2 separate regions of the Mus musculus genome follow, and region 1 is linked to region 2. A link is a loop called in an ENCODE intact Hi-C map of the cell type or tissue named here. Cell type or tissue: left cerebral cortex. All regions are shown on one strand. Links, peaks and the distances in the headings refer to the core of each region. The heading gives the core; the rest is flanking DNA.

What was found. Peaks named below come from ENCODE experiments on the same cell type or tissue, not always from the same donor. Only the 100,000 strongest peaks of a DNase experiment are listed, where the experiment ranks them.
Region 1: a loop joins it to region 2, with 2.7 times the contacts of the local background. A loop is called at or near these places in 17 of 42 quality-filtered maps.

The regions. Positions count from the first base shown.
Region 1 is chr1:133,879,286-133,887,612 of GRCm38, reverse strand. Gm31515 (a long non-coding RNA gene) reads right to left here. Exons shown (of 3, transcript XR_878539.1): 2 at 8,240-8,293. Among named protein-coding and RNA genes, the nearest start is that of Optc, 24 kb to the left of the region's middle. In left cerebral cortex, for the core only: no CTCF peak of the experiment used is centred there; DNase peaks (open chromatin) are centred at 435, 893 and 3,295; H3K4me3 peaks cover 263 bases; H3K27ac peaks cover 2,716 bases.
Region 2 is chr1:133,795,261-133,803,587 of GRCm38, reverse strand. It overlaps a transcript of Atp2b4 not described here. Among named protein-coding and RNA genes, the nearest start is that of Gm28441, 36 kb to the left of the region's middle. In left cerebral cortex, for the core only: no CTCF peak of the experiment used is centred there; DNase peaks (open chromatin) are centred at 1,670, 2,498 and 3,659; H3K4me3 peaks cover 3,489 bases; H3K27ac peaks cover 1,633 bases.

The sequences.
Region 1 (8,327 bases), core at 189-8,188, 84 kb before region 2:
GACATCCACTGGGGCCAGGGACTCTCAGCCACCCCCAGAAGCTTCTGTTCAGGTGCCAGGATAAGGCACAGGAAAGTAAAGGAAGGGACAAGTGCCCACACAAACACCTCCCCAAGGAAGCAGTCTGTGGGGGCCATGGATGAAGTAGCCTCAAAATACAGAAGAACCCCTTTCCCACCCAGTGACTGTGGTACCCAGAGGAACCAAGGTTCCAGTCCCTCTCTCCTTCCCACCCTACAGCTCCAGGGCAAGAGCAGTCCTCTGCCCTGTGGGGCCCCTGCGGCTTCCTCTTCTCCCCTCCGGCCTGGAGATAGTTTTTTAACAGGCAGCCTGCTTTCTCATGCGCAATAAATGCCTCCCAGCAGAACCTGCTGCGCGCCTTTCCCACGTCAGTAATCAGCATACAGAACAAGCAGGCGAGTTCCCTCGCTCCCCCTCCCTCCCATCTCTCTCCTCTCTTTTTGCTTTTCCTCCTCCAGCCTTCTTCCCACCAATCAGAGTCTCTGCCACCTCCTGGGAAGCTGGGAAGGTTTATCATCAGACCAAGGTTGTCATAAGGAAAACAGGTTTATTTTCTTCGCTTTGAGAAGGTGCTGACGGGAAGACTGGGGAGGGTGTTCATGCCCCCCCTCCATGCCCGGACCCCAGTGCCTGAATCTGATGCTATCTTCTAGCTCATCTCCAAGTTGCCCCTCCGACCCACCTGCGTGGTCCTTATTTATGAATATTGGTGTCCCCCCAACCTGTCACTCCAAATCCTTTCCTCATTCTTAGCCTTTCACGTTCGTTCAGGACTTGGGAGTCATTCTGTGCCGGGAATCCTGGAGCTGAGGATATGAGACACAAGGGGAGGGATGTGCCACAGAGGCATGAATAAACCATTAAGATACAATGTGGTAACTGAGGCGACAGAGGCTCTCACGGCAGCAGCAGCACCCAGGGGAGCAGCTAGTCCGTGTGGGCGGAGAGATGAGAGATGGTATCCTGAAGGGAAGAGAACCCAGGGCAGAGTGCTCTGAAACAGGATGGCACTCCTGACCCAGGGTTGTGCAACCAGAGAGCCCAGCAGGGTGTGGGGCACAGCCAGAGCCAAGCTGGAGGTGTGGGGATATGGCCAGGGGCAGGCAGAACACAGGACAAAGACTCTGGTGAGCTTTGTGAGGTTGGCATCTGGTCAGGTGGGGATTTGGGAAATTCTGGAAAAGTAGAGTTAAAGAGAACTCGTCACTATAGTTGGCTGTACTAAGTGGCCAGGAGGCCTGCCCTGTGGGACAGAGCAATGGCAGCAAGATTAGCCTACACAAGGGGTAGCAGGTACTCCAAGAACTGTCAAGGTTTCACAGAGGTGGGGTTCTTCGGCAGCAGAGTCAGCTGACTTCAGGGAAGGATGGGGGGGTCAGAGGCAGAAATACCCTGTGGGAAGAGCATGTGGCCAGAGACACGCGGGAGATGCCACAGGGGTTTGTGAGCAGAAGAGAAACCTTGCAGGCAAGAACAGCTGGAGAACCTGGCCACCAGCTAGGGAGGAAGAGGGTGGCGGTGGCAGTGGCGGTGGCTGTGGCGGGTGGCGGCAGCCTTCTCCCAGCAGACCTTTGCAGACTGCCTGTGGTATGTATATGCTCAGCCCAGGGAGGGGCACACTATTAGAGGGTGTGGCCCTGTTAGAGTAGGTATGGCCTTGTGAGAGTAGGTGTGGCACTGTGAGGTGGCCTGGAAGTCAATATTCTGCTAGCAGCCTTCAGATGAAGATGTAGAACCCTCAGCTCCTCCTGCATCATGGCTGCCTGGATGCCGCCATATTACTGCATTGATGATAATGGGCTGAATCTCTGAACCTATAAGCCAGCCCCAGTTAAATGCTGTTCTTCTAAGAGTTGCCTTGGGCCGGGCAGTGGTGGCACACACCTTTAATCCCAGCACTTGGGAGGCAGAGGCAGGCAGATTTCTGAGTTCGAGGGCAGCCTGGTCTACAGAGTGAGTTCCAGGACAGCCAGGGCTACACAGAGAAACCCTGTCTTGAAAAGCAAAAAAAAAAAAAAGAAGAAAAAGAAAGAAAGAAAAAAGAGTTGCCTTGGTCATAGTGCCTGCTCACAGCAGTAAAACTCTACCTCAGACCATGGGAGAGGTGCTGCTCAGGTGCAGTCTGGGCTCACGGCTGCCCACCTAGTCCCCCATTCACTCATGTCTTGGGTCTTCCTAAGGACGAACCAGTCTTTATTCTGTCATCCATCAGAGTCATAGCAGCCACTCTACAGAGGGTCCACTGGATGGGGCTGGCCATCAGCTCTCTCTAACTGGGCTCTAACCAATAGAAGAGACAGAACCTTCATGCTCAGAGAACTCTGGATTTGATGTAGAGGGCATGCGTGAGAACCTTACACAGACACACGCACGCACGCACGCGCAGGTAACATCAACATAGGAATGGGCTCCATATGAAATGAATGCAGGAATGCATGCTAAAGGGACACCAGACAGGAGAGGCGCCTAGGATGGAGAGGCAGAGACACTTTCTGTGGTTCCTGAGCTGTGAGACCAATTGGGACGTGACATCCATAATTTATAGCCATCCATCCTGGAGGGCCTGGTGCTCTGACCCCTTCGGAAAACACTCTTTTCTCTGACAGCTGAGCCCTCTTCCTTGGAGGCCTGGGGCAGGAGGTTGGCTCTGTGAGATGGACTCCGGTGCCCTGTAACCAGATGATGGATGAGGAGGCAAGAGCTGTTGGGGTGGCAGAGGCCAGCGGGGAGCATCCGGGAGAGAAATATGGAAGCAGAGTAACCTAGAAACGAGAGGCTAGGGGGCTGGGTGAGCGAGGGAAGCTGGACACAGCTCTCTGCCGCCTCTCTTCAGCTGGGTCCTCTATTCTGTGACACATAATGATAGGGTACAGGTGAAAGGAACGGGAGAAAAATCGAGGGTCTGCAGAGTCGCCTTTCTCTCTCTTTGGAGCCATGGATTTAGAAAGCTCCCAGGCTCTTCTGAGGAGTAGGCCACTCACAGGCAGCTCCACTTCCTGTCTGGTGTCCCAGTGCCTCAGTAACAGCCCAGGTCCCAGCTCCAGGTTTCCATCCAACCTAGCTTTCTCCGACAGCACAGGCAGACACTGGGCCCAAGCAGCGAGCAGAGGTAAGGCCTGTCTCCTAGGATCCTGTCCTTTCAGAACTCCACCCCAAGGGCTCAAGGTAGAAAAAAATAACTGCAGCCAGCATCTCTGGGAGTCAGCCTGCAATTTCAGCTCACTGGCAGGCACAGGAGTCTGTAGGTGTGATGGGCAAGGCTTCAGCCTACTCTTCCCGGCCTGTGAATTCCATTTGTCCGTTCATTCCGTGTGCACACAGGACGTCAGGGAAGCTGACAGGTTAACATTGGCCTCCTCCTACTCACTCCTGTCAGCTGCTGGAAGCAGAGGAGCCGAGGAGCAGGAAGCCACAGGAGCTCCGCTTCTTACAAATCAGCTAACAGGGTGGGATGCTTGGTCCTCTGGTATTATTGGTCTCTCCTGCCCAACAAATGTCAGGAAAAGGGTAATCTGAATGCTTAATTACCAGTCTCTCTGAAAGTGGAACATGGGGCAGTTAAAATTATAGAGCATCTCAGATCTCAGGCCCACCTCCTGTACCCCCCGTAATTGTAAGCACGGGGCTTACATTAGTGGATCAAATATGGACCCTGTCCCAGGAGCTTAGACTCTGGAGCAACGGTAGCAGGTGGTACTGTCAACAGTTAGAGACATATTCTGAGTAGAATAGACTGGAAGAGCTGGTAGAGAAGACAGCAAGCAAACTGGCCAAATGAGCCAGGCAGGGCCACCCCTTGCATATGGCTGCTTAGCAGAACAGGGAGAGGCCTTGCGTTGCCCAAAACACATCTGTAGAAAGGATAAGAGGATGCCCACAGTCAGTATGCTTCTGAAGGTGAGAAGCTGGAAGATGACTTCGATGAGGGTCTAGCCTCTTCTTCCTTCACAGGTGAGGCTCACTTCTCTAACACCTGTCCACTTTCGACTTGCTCCCCTGCCATACTCCGGATAGATGAGTTCTGCTCAAATCTGGGCATTCTCTGGGTCTCCATGGAGAAAAGCGGGGACTCCTCAACACCAGAGCTCTGGGGACTAGGACACGTGGTGATGGATGGGTCAGAGAGACCAGAGAACAGCTGCCCTTGGCTAATAGGGCGAGCACTGTCTGTTTTCCTTATCAGAGGCCCAGCCTGATCTCACTCAGCCCTCAGAGGCAGCCTGCTCAGAGTTCACCCTGCTTGCCCCTCTCCTCTCCCACTTTCTCCCATCCCACCCAGATCCAAGTCTTCAAGACCACCTGTCCAGCAAATGGGCTCTAGGAAGGCCAGGGAGGGAGGCATGACTGTAGGACCCAAGACCTTCGGAGGCCTCTTTGTACACTTCACACACCCACTGCCAGGCCTGCATCTATGCTATGGGGTGGTACTCTTCCTCCAAGGCCAAGAATCCAGAGGTCCTGAAGAGCAGTCCCTACATGGGCTTGGGCTTCCCCCTGGTCTTAGAAACCAAGGCTCTGCTCCAATTTCCAATTTCCTTGCTGGTTCCACTTAACCCTCCCTGGCTCCGAGTCAACCCTCTTGCTCCTGCTGGATAGACACCAACTAACACACATGTCACACCTGCTTCACCCAGTGGGAAACACAGAGACAACTGCCTTAGACGCAGTCCCTTCTAAGGTACAGCCTCACCTGGCTAACATGTGAAGAGTCTGGGTTTGAACTTTAGTCCTGCCAGTTAGTGAGTTATGTTCTTGTGGTTTATTTATATCTATAATGCGAGATACTATCCCTGTCTGGGCTGCCCCGGGATTAACCTTAAAGGTATGCACAGAGGACTTGCCTTGTTTGAAGAACAAAGTCCAACCAAAACAAACTATTGTCATTCTGCCACGTGATGAGCCTGTGAGGGCGCTGTGGGTTCTGAGAGGCCTCAGGGCAGCTCTGGAAATTGAGTTGCAGACCGTTCTCCTGGGGTCACCCCTCTCCTGAAAGTTTATCATCCCATGGGCCCCACCTCCAGCCATCTGAAATTCATTTCACTCCCATCCTAGCCCTGGTCAGAGTGTCACGGTTACATCCCAGCCAGGCTACAATGTCACCCTCCAGTGATCCTTCTGATCTCCATGGGGGGAGTGGGGGCGGGGGCAGGTTGGGAGGATGCCAGGTGACCGCTAAAGGGCACAGAAGCCTTCCAGGCATCAGAAGGATTGGTAGTTCATCAAGATTACCCAGCTCCAGCTAGAAGCACCTGCCGCCACTCAACCCCTGCAAAGAGAAGAGGCCTAGGAGGTCCCCAGTCCCCTCTTCTGACACCAGACAGAAGCAAGATGTATTTGAGTTTTGAGCGTCCTGTGGGACACCAGGACCCTAGGGACCTTGCCTGCCTGGCTGAAAAGGTCCCAGTGCCCTGCTCTGCACCTGTCCTGGGGCCCGCAGAAGGTTGTGTTAACAACAATAGCTCCAAATTCCTATTAAAACGCTAGAGCAGGGAGAGCCAGTAACCATTGGCAGCTGAACCTCTAATAAGTATAATCATCACCATTAAGGGAAGAGTGGGGGAGGGAGGGAGCGGGGCTGGTAATACAGTGATTATATTAATCTGCCTCCGTGGCATGCCTTTGCCTCTGAGCCCACCAGGAGCACACAGGCCGCCAGCGAAGGCAGGCAGCCTGGCAGCACCCATGCTCCCACCTCTGTAGTTCTACAGCCCCTACAATTGCCTCATCTATCAGTGGGAACAAAAGTTTCCCTGCTGGGTGGGAGGAGGTGAAGGAGATCTTAGTGGGGAGGAGAGGCCAGTGAGAACTTAGGTAAGGGGGAGGTAACTGTAGAGCCCCAGTCTGGGCTTCAAGACTTTTTCACTGTGTGAGCCTCATGAAGCCAATAGTTTACAGACCCTCTCTTATAAACAACTTCCACTGCATGTGCCGCTGCGCTAAGCCACTGGTTCAGAACCTTCCTAATGCTGTGACCCCTTATGTTGTAGTGACCCTCAACCATAAAATTATTTTTGTAGAATCCTAATGTAGATATCTGTGTTTTCTGATGGTCTTAGGTGACCTCTGTGAAAGGGTCGTTTGACCCCCAAAGGGTCACGACCCACAGGCTAAGAACTGCTCTAAGCACTTTGCAGTTCCTTTCATTCTTGCTGAGACTCTGAAGGCAGGTGAGAAACCGAGTCACAGAGGTGGCTAAATAATTTGCCCAAAGTAAGTCCTTGCAGGGCAGATCCCCATCTGGATTAAGTACCTCCCTGCACTGCCTTACTCTTAGCCCTGCTTTGACATTGCCTCTGAAACCCTAAACCTAGCCCATAGCAGACCCAGATGAACAGGACTGACTAGGGAAAGTCCTGGCCCAGGACTCCTTTCTCACACCCAGTCCCTCCCAAGTATATTTGGCTCCTTCCCCTTTCTTGTATTTGAGTCCCTTACCGAACCTGAAGATATTTTTCAGCAGTTCTTTTGCCTTTCACTTGCTACAGAGAGACCGGCTCTTGCGATGTTGCCTAGGCGAGCCCGGAAATCACTATGTAGCCTGGGCTCTCCTCAAACTTCTAGGTGATCTTCCTGTCTCAGCTTTCGAAATGCCAGAATCACAGGAGTAAGCTACCAAACCTTGCTTAACATGCAGCGTTGACAAGCATGAAGGAGGCCCTAGCCTGGAGACAGCATCTCTCTTGCCCACTTGCACTAAATCTTAATCATGGACAATGCTCTCCTTGTAGTGGTGAGGACGTGATTCCAACCCAGTGAGCCTCTCTCGTGACAAACTTAGATAATTGACTCGTTTGTCCAGTGGCTCTCAAAGGCCTAAAAATAACTGAACTGGTTTCCTCAGCTACTCCCTGCCAGAAGAGTTCTCTTGGGCATAGGGACAAATCTGAAGAAAAGTTTGTTAGAAAAGGGCGCTACCCACACCATCCACACAGGACCCAGCCACCTGTCCATCAGAGAAACCCAGCCTCAGCATGCAAAATCCAGGCACATAGATACCTGTCTGTGTTATCTCAGGCAAATCAGTGGAATCTATGGGACTATAAGTCCCAGTTCAGACCAACACTCGAAGGATAGATAATACCTAGACGTGTGGGTGTGTGTGTGTGTGTGTGTGTGTACTCTTATTTACTTGCTTCATGACATAAATGAAGCATATTATTCTCGTTTCAGTCATATCTCCTATCCCACACTCCAGATGAATTCTAGTTAAATGAATTAAATTTTAGAAAAGGGAATTTTTAAAAAATATTTTAGACTTCTCCAGCACTCATATCCCCCCCCCCCATACCCACAGGCTCAGGGGCTGCCAGACAAACAACCCTTTACTGCTCAGTTTGACACTCACAGCCCAGGGTATATATAGTTCTTCAGCTGTGTAAAATACACACAGCATGCATTTTGCTACTTTTGTTTTGTTTTGAAACAAGGCTTTGCACTATGGTCTAGCCTCAGGCTCCCGATCTCCTGCCTCCGCCTCTGGAACTCCAGACCCTTTGTTTTTAGGTTTTCATGTGTACAGTTGGCATCGTTTGCATCGTCAAGGTAATTCATGTTGTGTGAGCATCACCATTGCCCTCTTCCAGAATTCCGTATCTACTCAACTGTATCAGCTTGGCCCTCTTCCTCTGGTCCCTTTTTTCTCTCTGTCTGTCTGAATTTGATGGCTCCAGGTACCTCATAAGCTTAAGAAGGCAACTCTCTTGTTAATCATCATTTCTCTTGTTAGGGTTGAACTTACAGGTTTTCCCACTCTTTTCTTATTATCTCTAACAAGGCAACAAACGTCCTTGTGCGACTCACTCTTTTATGTATGGAGGATACTTTCTTTGGGTTTAATCGTCATAATGAAGGATGCATTGGGCCAGGGATAGAGTGGAGAGGTGTAGCATTTAACTAGCAAGAGCTGTCTTGGCTCAGTCTCCAAAACTGGGGGAAAAAAGTCACCAGAAAAGAAATACATTTTAAAAAAAGAAAGAAAGAAAAGAAGAGAAATACATTAATATTTACACATTGTTCATGTATATTGTCTGTCAGTTAACCTAAGGAATTTTACCATTCATGTATTCAATCTGAAACATTATCTTAACAATGTATAAGAAGACCCATTCTTAATACCACCAGACTCTTCTAAGAGCATTGCTAATACATTAAACAGATCTATACGGCACTGCTAGACCAAAAGTGGGTTGTGGAATGGAGTTGGGTAGAAATCACTGACCTGAAGTAGAAGTCCGATCTATTTTCAGAGGCTGAGTAGAGGGCAGGATGCACCCTGAAAGGAAAACAAATGTAGTTGCTTCCCTTCA
Region 2 (8,327 bases), core at 124-8,123:
TTCTACCATGGCTGAAAGCTGGAAAAATCCTCGCATACATTTAAAGAGACCAGCTTTCTCATGATAAAGATGCAGCTGACACTCACTTGGGCACTGAAATGTCACAAGGCTGCTATCCAGCAGGGAACCTGACAAGCTATTAGCTCTGAGTCTGTCCAGCTGTCTCCCCTCCCTCTCCTTTCCAGTCTACCCAATGACTGATGACTGACAGGAGGTCCTGGAGTTGACACTCTGGTATGGCCTACTGCAGAGGCACCCTCCTGTCTTCCAGTGGAATGCCTAGGGATAGGAGGGAGACCAGAGGTGTTGGAGGTATGGGGACATATGAAAACAATGTCACCTTTAGTGTCTTCTAAGTGCTTCAAGGGGAAGAGCTAAAACCCCAGGGGGACATCTTAGGAAGTAATGCTTGCTTTCTTTCCGCAGAGCAAATCTCTCCTTACCTTGCCGGGGTGGGCTTGTGACTGGGCCTGGCTAAGGAGAAAAGGCACCATTGCAGGCAGGGGCTTATTCTGGATCTTGTTTCCACGTTAGACAGGTGGCAGATAATCTTGGCTACAGAGAGGAACTCCTGAGTTCTGAGCCAAGCTGCTCCAAATAATTTCCTTTAGTTTTGCTTGTTTAACTTCTCCCTAGCTCAGAAATAGGAGGTAGATCAGTTACTGGGAAACAGTTAGGTGTGGTCACACGTGCTTAAGATCCCAGTAAGTAGGCAGTAGAGATAGGAAGATGGAGGCCAGCCTCAGCTACATAATGAGTTTGAGGCCAGCCTGGGCTACATGAGTCTCAAAACACAAAACAGACAAAATGAAGTCAATAGCATTAAGAACTTAGAGGGGGTGGGGTGGGGTGGGGTGGAAAGATGGCTCAGAGGTTAAGAGCACTGACTGCTCTTCCAGAGGTCCTGAGTTCAAATCCCAGCAACCACATGGTGGCTCACAACTATCTGTAATGAGATTGGATGCATTCTTCTACTGTGTGTCTGAAAATAGCTACAGTGTATCCATATAAATAAAAAAATAAAGTCTTTCAGAAGAAGAAGGAGGGGGGAGAAGGAGAGGGAGACAGAGACGGAGATGGAGACAAAGATGAAGAAGAAGAAGAGGAAAAAGAAGAAAAACGGACGGGATTACAGGAAGTTGGAAAAGATTTCTGGTCTTATTCACAGCTTTTCTTTCTTCCTGCACACAAGCTTCTGTGTCAGAGGGCAGGAACGAACAAAGAAGCACAGGTGTGATGTGACATATGGCGTTGGTTGCGAGTGTATGTTTGCTTGTTTGTTGGTGACACAATTTCATTTGCTGTGTAGTTATAGCTGGTCCAGTAGCCATCATGTAGCCCAGGCTGGCCTCAAACTCTTAACAGTCTTCCTGCCTCAGCCTTCTGACTGCTAGGAGGAGTACTCCATAATGCCTGGCTTAGCTGTGGGGGCCTTTTTGAAGCTTGATGAATAGGTTTGAAGCTATGATAATCCCGTTCTCCACTATAACCTGTGAGGTTACGTTAGCCTGCCTTTCATAAGCATATATATAAACAGGAGTGAGTGTGCCTGCCGAGGTGGGTGTGGGAATGTATCAGTCAATGAAGATATGTTGTGTGAGCCAGCTGATGGTGCATGTTAGTACTTGAAAGGCATAAGGTTCCATGCAAAAGCTATGGGTGATACTGTTGCACAATGCTGGCAGGTGGGTGGCACGGGGGTGTGGTTAACAGTTTATAGGCTATGTCTAAGTGGGTATGAATGTCTCAGTGCATACAGTCTAGGATGGAAATGTGTGACATAGTGTGCTACAGTGGGGAGGAAAAGCTCGTGGGCACTGGAATGGGTCTGACCTGCCCTTGAATCCTAGCTGTCATTAACCAGATTAACTTTGGGCAAGTCACTCAATCTTTTAAGTTCCCCAACCATGAAATAAGGACTAAGTAATGAGACTGCCAGGACAACTAGAAACAATATTGTAGATGCAAAAGTTTGGGTGTGCAACCAATACATAGGCAAGAAGCTGGTCTGTACCCTGTGGCCATGCCTTTGGTTGGGTACACAGGCAAGAGAGAGCAGTCTGTGATCTGTGTGTGAAAGGGTGTGGAGGCACTCTGAGCAATAGTCTGCCAGTGAACTCCCAGTTCAGACGGGGTCAGTAGGGCGAATGCCCACAGCTTCCTCAGGTTTCTGGGGCCTGGGTCTAATTCAGTCAGAGATCGAGAGACCTGGAGGAGCTGCAGGAAGCAGAAAGGCTTGCAGACACTTCCTTTATTTCCCCTCCACATAGCAACGGTTGAAGACCGCTGCCCACATCCACTCCCACCTCCACCCACACACAGTCCTGCTCTGCTCCTGTCAACAAGTAAGAAACAGCGCAGGAGGAAAGCCAAGAAGATAGAGGATTCCCCATAGCCTTCCCCATTCCGCCTTAAGACCCGAACGTGTAGCATCATCCCGCCGCGCCTTGTACTTGGGCCACCTTAAGAGCTGAGCAATGCTCTGGCCTTTCGCCAAGCCCCACCCCCGCTGGCTCGCGCTCCGCCCCTTTCTCCTCCTGCTCTGCTGGGGGAGAGAGCTGGGGAGCCCCAGTCTGGCCGGAGTTGGCTGGAGCTGTTGCCATGACAAGCATTTTCTTAAGACAGCTCTGCTGTTGAGACTGTCCTAGGCTGGGGGGTGGGGTGGGGGCACGAACTTCTTGGGGGTCCATCCCTCCGAAGACAGCGAGATCAGACACCCGCCCAGCTCCCTGCACCCATTTTCTCCCAGGGACGGTCCTTCGCGTGGAAAGGTTGGGGAAGAAGACCCAGCCCACTCCCCCCAGCTGAAAGGCCAGAGCGCAAAGCCAGCATCACTAGGTGGTTTGCCACACTGGGGAGAGCGGTGGGTGGCCACCCCACCCTACTCGGTCCATGGAAACACGGAGGGACGGTCCCGCTCGGAGACACCTGGATCTTTGCTAGAAAGAGAGGTAGGCTTGAAGAGAATGAATTGGCTCGGGGTTTGCAAACTTTGTTTCTTTCTTGCCTCTCAACGGCTTTTCAAAGATCCCGAATTTCCTCAAGCTAGCAAATTCTGGGAGGGGTGGAATGTCAGAATGGGAGAGAGAGGTGTGTGTGTGTGTGGAGGAAGATGGAGAGTGATTTCTTCAACATTATATTTCTTCCCTGGGTTCCGAAGAATTAATCAAACAAGTGATTTTTTTTTTTTTTGCGTTTTCCTCTGGATCGTGGGATTGGGGGGGGGGGCGGGAATGGAGGGAGTGCCTATTTCGCACCCAAATTAAGCTCTTGGAAGAAGTATTTATTCCAGCCGACCTCCCTCCCCGCTCCTGCCCTCCCCCTCCCCCTTGGCTTGGGAACCAGCCGCAGAATGGAAAACTGTTGCGGAAAAAAAATATTTTCCGCGTCTGTTCCCTTTCTCGAAAGCCCCAAAGAGAGATAGGGGAGCGAAACAGATCCAAATAAATCTTAAGCGGGAAGGAAGGCCTTGGGGGCCAGGGAGGGGGCACCCTGGGGCCATGGTGGAGATGGGCTAGGAGAAGTTGGAGGGTGGGAACCAGGAGTACACAAATTCAATTTCTTTGGCTTTGCATAGAAACCTCAGCAGTTTCTCTCTGAGGCTTACAAAACATCCTCAGACTTTGACGTCTATAATTAGCTGTGGAAAAAGCTGGGAGTTCCCTCGCACTGCTGTTGTTTGAGTGAGTGTAAGCGTCCAGAACCAACTGTATGAGTGTCTCTGAGGGCACCGCCCCACGCATCTCTGCGTCTATAGGGAATGCAGGAGAAGGGACTTGAAAAGTTTTCAGTTTCAAGCCCCAGGCTGTGGGGCTTGTTGGCTTGGGCCGCTGACCCTTGAGAGGGTCCTTGAACAGGTCCCATAAGAGGTTACCATTAAGGCTGAGATTGCCTCCCACCCTTTCCTCTCTCCCTGTCTTGGACCTGGGGGCCACTTGACATCTTTTCCCAAGATGAGTTGAACCCTGCTCTCTGGTCCACCCTAGAAAGAGTGCCTCCTTGCTTCTTTTCCAGCTGGGTGGAAGAGATGGAAGGACACCCCCCCCCCCATTCCCCGATAAATCCTGGGAGCAGAGACAGGCAGCCCTGGCTAGAGCCTCCTCCTTCCAGGGCACTCCTACAGGACTCACAATCCCCTCCAGACCCCGTGCCAGCATGTGCTGGCCAGGGAGGGTGGGTTCTGTGTCAGATGGAGAATCAGGCAGTCACTGTGATACCAAGAGGGGAGAGGGGACTGAAGGGAGGGAAAAGAAGTCCCTATTCTGCAGACCAACTATCTCCTCCTCCAGTTGGGGTGTCTGGCAGGGAGTCTTCAGATCCACCTGCTCTCCCCCCCCAGCTCCTCCTATTCCTGGTTCTTCCTAACTAGAGACCCTTTCCTGTAACCCCACCCCCACCCCCTTGCTCTGGGTCCTCCTTATCTGGAAGGGAGAAGACCAGGGTTGTTCCAGGCAGGGATCAGCATGGAAAGGGGCCTAGGGGAAAGGGGAGATTTCACAAGAGGGCCCTATGAATCAGGCAAGCTAGCTAAGCCAGCTACCTGTCTGGGTTATGAGAAAAAGCCTTGCAGAGACCCTGGGAAAGAGACAGAGGCTAGGAGAGTTTAAGGGTAACCAGGAAAGCCTCAAGAGTACGCCTTCATTTGGAGTGTTTGGTGATGGCTCAGACTGTACCTCTCTGCCACTGTAACCTAATTGTATTTCCAGCCCCAGGAAGAATTGATGTCCTTATTCTATAGGAAGGGGAGGAGAGAATCCTGGGGGCAGACACTGGTAGACAAGGATGGCTGCTTCCTGAAATGCCTGCTTAGATAAGCGCACTAGGGCACCTGCTCTAGTGGTCTTGTGTCCTGCCTCTAGGGCAGCTGTGGTGACTGCTTTTCAGGCCAGCTGTTGCTCCCAGCTGTGCAACCGGGAGGGGCTGGGAATATTGATTCAGAATTTGGGCCCCCTCACCTCTAGCTGCCTCTGTGGCCCGCCCTATTGTCAGCCTGTCAGCAGCTGGCTCCACCCTCCTGCCTGGTTCTGCCCTCTGAGTACTCCCTCAGGAGAAAGGGCTTAGAAGGAGTAGAGGCTTCTGGCCTTCCAGTCCCTGCCGGTCCCTCATTCCCTTCCCCTTCCATTTTCCATCTCTGTGTCCCTGGATCCAAGGTCAAGTTGAAGGAGCTTAGTTTGTCTCACCCCTCACATTCCCAGCTTCTAGCACAGTGCTGAGACATACAGAGGCACTCAGTCAACACTTGTGAGAAGAAAAGGGCAGCTTAATTTCTTAAAAAACATCTGGGAGGGAGGGTGCATCTGGAGGTCAGAGGACAATGTGTTCTCTTCTGTATGATGTGGGTCCAGGGCACCCACACTCAGGTCAGGAGAGGCTTCGAGGGAGGGGACCTTATCTACAGGTCCATCTTGCTAGTCCCGAGGGGTGGAGTGTTAGCATGCGGAGAGTCAGTTGCATGCGAGGTATCAGAAGGGGCCCCTGGTTTGCCCTCTGTTCTATAGCTTCTCCTTGTTCTGGGAACCCTGCTCACTACCGAGACAGTGGGAAGGAGTGGCTGAGTCAGATTTGTCACACAGCTATGGTCTTTGATGTCTGAAGAGAGTCAGAAAGAGGGTACTAAGTGAGCACACACATCCCACCCCACCCCCCTTGCACCCCTGAACTAGAAGAGTCAGAATCTACCCAAGGCTTGCTGCTGGGTAGAGTAAGGTCCCTGAGCAGGAACAGCAGGGGCCTGACTTATGTCACACTCTCAGTTTCTATAAGATCTAGAGAGGAAGGGGGACCTAGGCTAGCTCTTCCCCAGCCTTGCCTGTCAGCAGCTCAGACTGCCAGCTGAGACTACTAAGTTGACTCCTCTCGGTACCCATGGTTCTTTGCTCTTTATTCAGTGTTCTGGGCCTCAGGACCACCCCTCCCCCCACCCCTCATTAAGATCTACCAAACTTTGAAAGGAGATGGAGAGTTTGTTTATTTGGGGTGCCTAGGAGCCCAAGAAGCTTGATACTACCTTACAGGTGATGGGCCCCACCCTGAGCCTGCCCTTTCCTAGAAGGGTATCTGCCAGGCCATCTGTGTTCCTTCCCTGCAAGTGCCTCCCAGAGATGCCACCCACCCAGCCCATTGCCTGATCCTCTCATCCATCCCCCTTTCCAGGAGAAGTAGGATGAAGAGGATAGGGTGGGGCAGGTACTCTCTAGGTGCATTCTTACTGGACTAACAGCATTTCTCCACTCTTTTCCCCCTCTAGAAAATAGATGGTATACACGTCATTCTAAATTGACACAGGATCATACATATTTTTGTTCTATTCAAATATAGACTATTTATCATTTCCTTGCGGTGGGGAAGAAAAGAGCAATTCAAAGGTGATTTCTTGTACATGAACAGCACACTATCATTTTCTCCAGTCCTATCATTCGAATAGAACAACAGAACATATTTACTCCTCTCTAACTCCAGCTAGGAGGTGTCCATCATCCTGTCTTCATCCTTCTCTCCCCACCCCCCAAACCTGGCAACCACCATTCCATCTCAACTCTGTAAAATCAGCTTTTCCAGATTCCACACGGGGCCATCTGTATCTGTCTCGCCATGCCTGGTTTCGCTTAACATGAGGGGCCTCGAGTTCCTTCTGTGTTGTTGCAAATACAAATGACAGGTTGCTGTTCTTTCATGGCTGAACACTCTAGTATATTAGTGCCCTGTTTTCTTTACCAGTCCATCAACTGATGGGTACTCGGGTTGTTTTGATCTCCTCCCTGTTGTGAATGGTGCTGCAATAGACAGAGCCGGCAGATGTCTCTGTGTTGATTTCGTTTCCTTCACATGCATACCTAGCAGTGCGATTGCTGGGTCGCATGGCGGTTCCATTTCTAATTCTGTTTGTGCGGTGCTGGGAATCGAACCTATGGCCTCTTGCATGCCAAGCAAGTGCTCAACTCCAGCTTGAGGAACCTGAGTGATGTTTTCCATAATGACTAAATCGTTTCCCCATTTCTCAGGGCATACAAGTGAGCGTGCCCTGGGGTTAGAGTCCAGGAGAGCTGTGTGGAATGTCTTATACTCTGTTTCCTCTCCCAGCATCTCTTTGACTCCTCTTTTCCTACCACGAGCTGCTCTTGTTCCACTGACTTATTTCTTTTGCACGTGTAAAAGCAGGAATGGACCTACTTAGAGTCAGAGCCAATGGCTTCTGCTCAGGGAAGTGTCTGTTGGTCAGTGTGGAGCAGGGAGAGAGAGAGAGAACTGAGGAAAAGGGGGCTGAGAACCGAGGACCTGGGTTCTGCCCTCTCTCCCACCACCGGCTCGTTCACTCCTCCCTTTTCTCCTGGTTTACCAAGTTTCACACGTGAATTTGGGAAAGTTTCATACACAGTTTGGGAAAATGGCCTGGAATGGCATCCTTGAAGCCATCCTCTTCCTGCCTTCCTGCCATTGCCCAGGGCACGCCCTGGGGCTGAGAAGGTGTGCTTGCTGCTAGACAGGTCCCGGACTCTGGCTGGGCTCCCAGTGCTCAGCTCAGGGCACTCACTGTGAGGTCTGGCTCATTTGTAGACTCTGTGTCAGGAGTGCAAAGCAGTACAACTCCGACAGGGGATGCTGGCAATATCCAACAGGCTACACATGCATTTACACGGAGCCCGAGTCTTATCCCAAAGATGCTTGTCCACAAATAAGGGAAGATGTGTGTGTAAGGTGAGTCGAGGTGCATTTGTAATGGAACCATCTTTCTACCCATTCATAAGAATGTAACTAAAGCTGGATATGGTGGTGTACGCTTATAGTCCCAGACCTTGCAAGCTTAAGGCAAGAGGAGTGCTGTGAATTAGAGGCCAGCCTGAGATACATAGGAAAACCTTGTCTCAAAAAAGAGAAAGGTGTGTGTGTGTGTGTGTGTGTGTGTGCATATGTGTATATTTGGGTATATACACATGTACCCAAATAATAAATCAGAAAGAATAAATGGTTTCCTATAGGAGGCAGATGAGGTGACAGGATGGGAGTGAGACTTCTTCTCCATTTGCAAAAGGGCAGATGAGGATCTATGCCCGGAACTTAGTTGTCTAAACAGCAAGTTCTGAGTGTGGAAAGAGACAGAGAAGAACGTGATGGAGAAGGGGAGGAAGCGCGGGATTCCTTGCTTCTTTGTCTGCATTTAAAACCAAAACAACATCCAGTGCCTGGATTTTTACTTACTTGTGTATTTTTCTTGCATGCATATGTGTGTACAAGATGTGCGTGGCGAGGGTGCATACCTGAGGGCGTGGTCAGAGAACAACATTGTAGAGTCCAAGGATAGGATTCAACAGCAAGCGCCCTCACCTGCT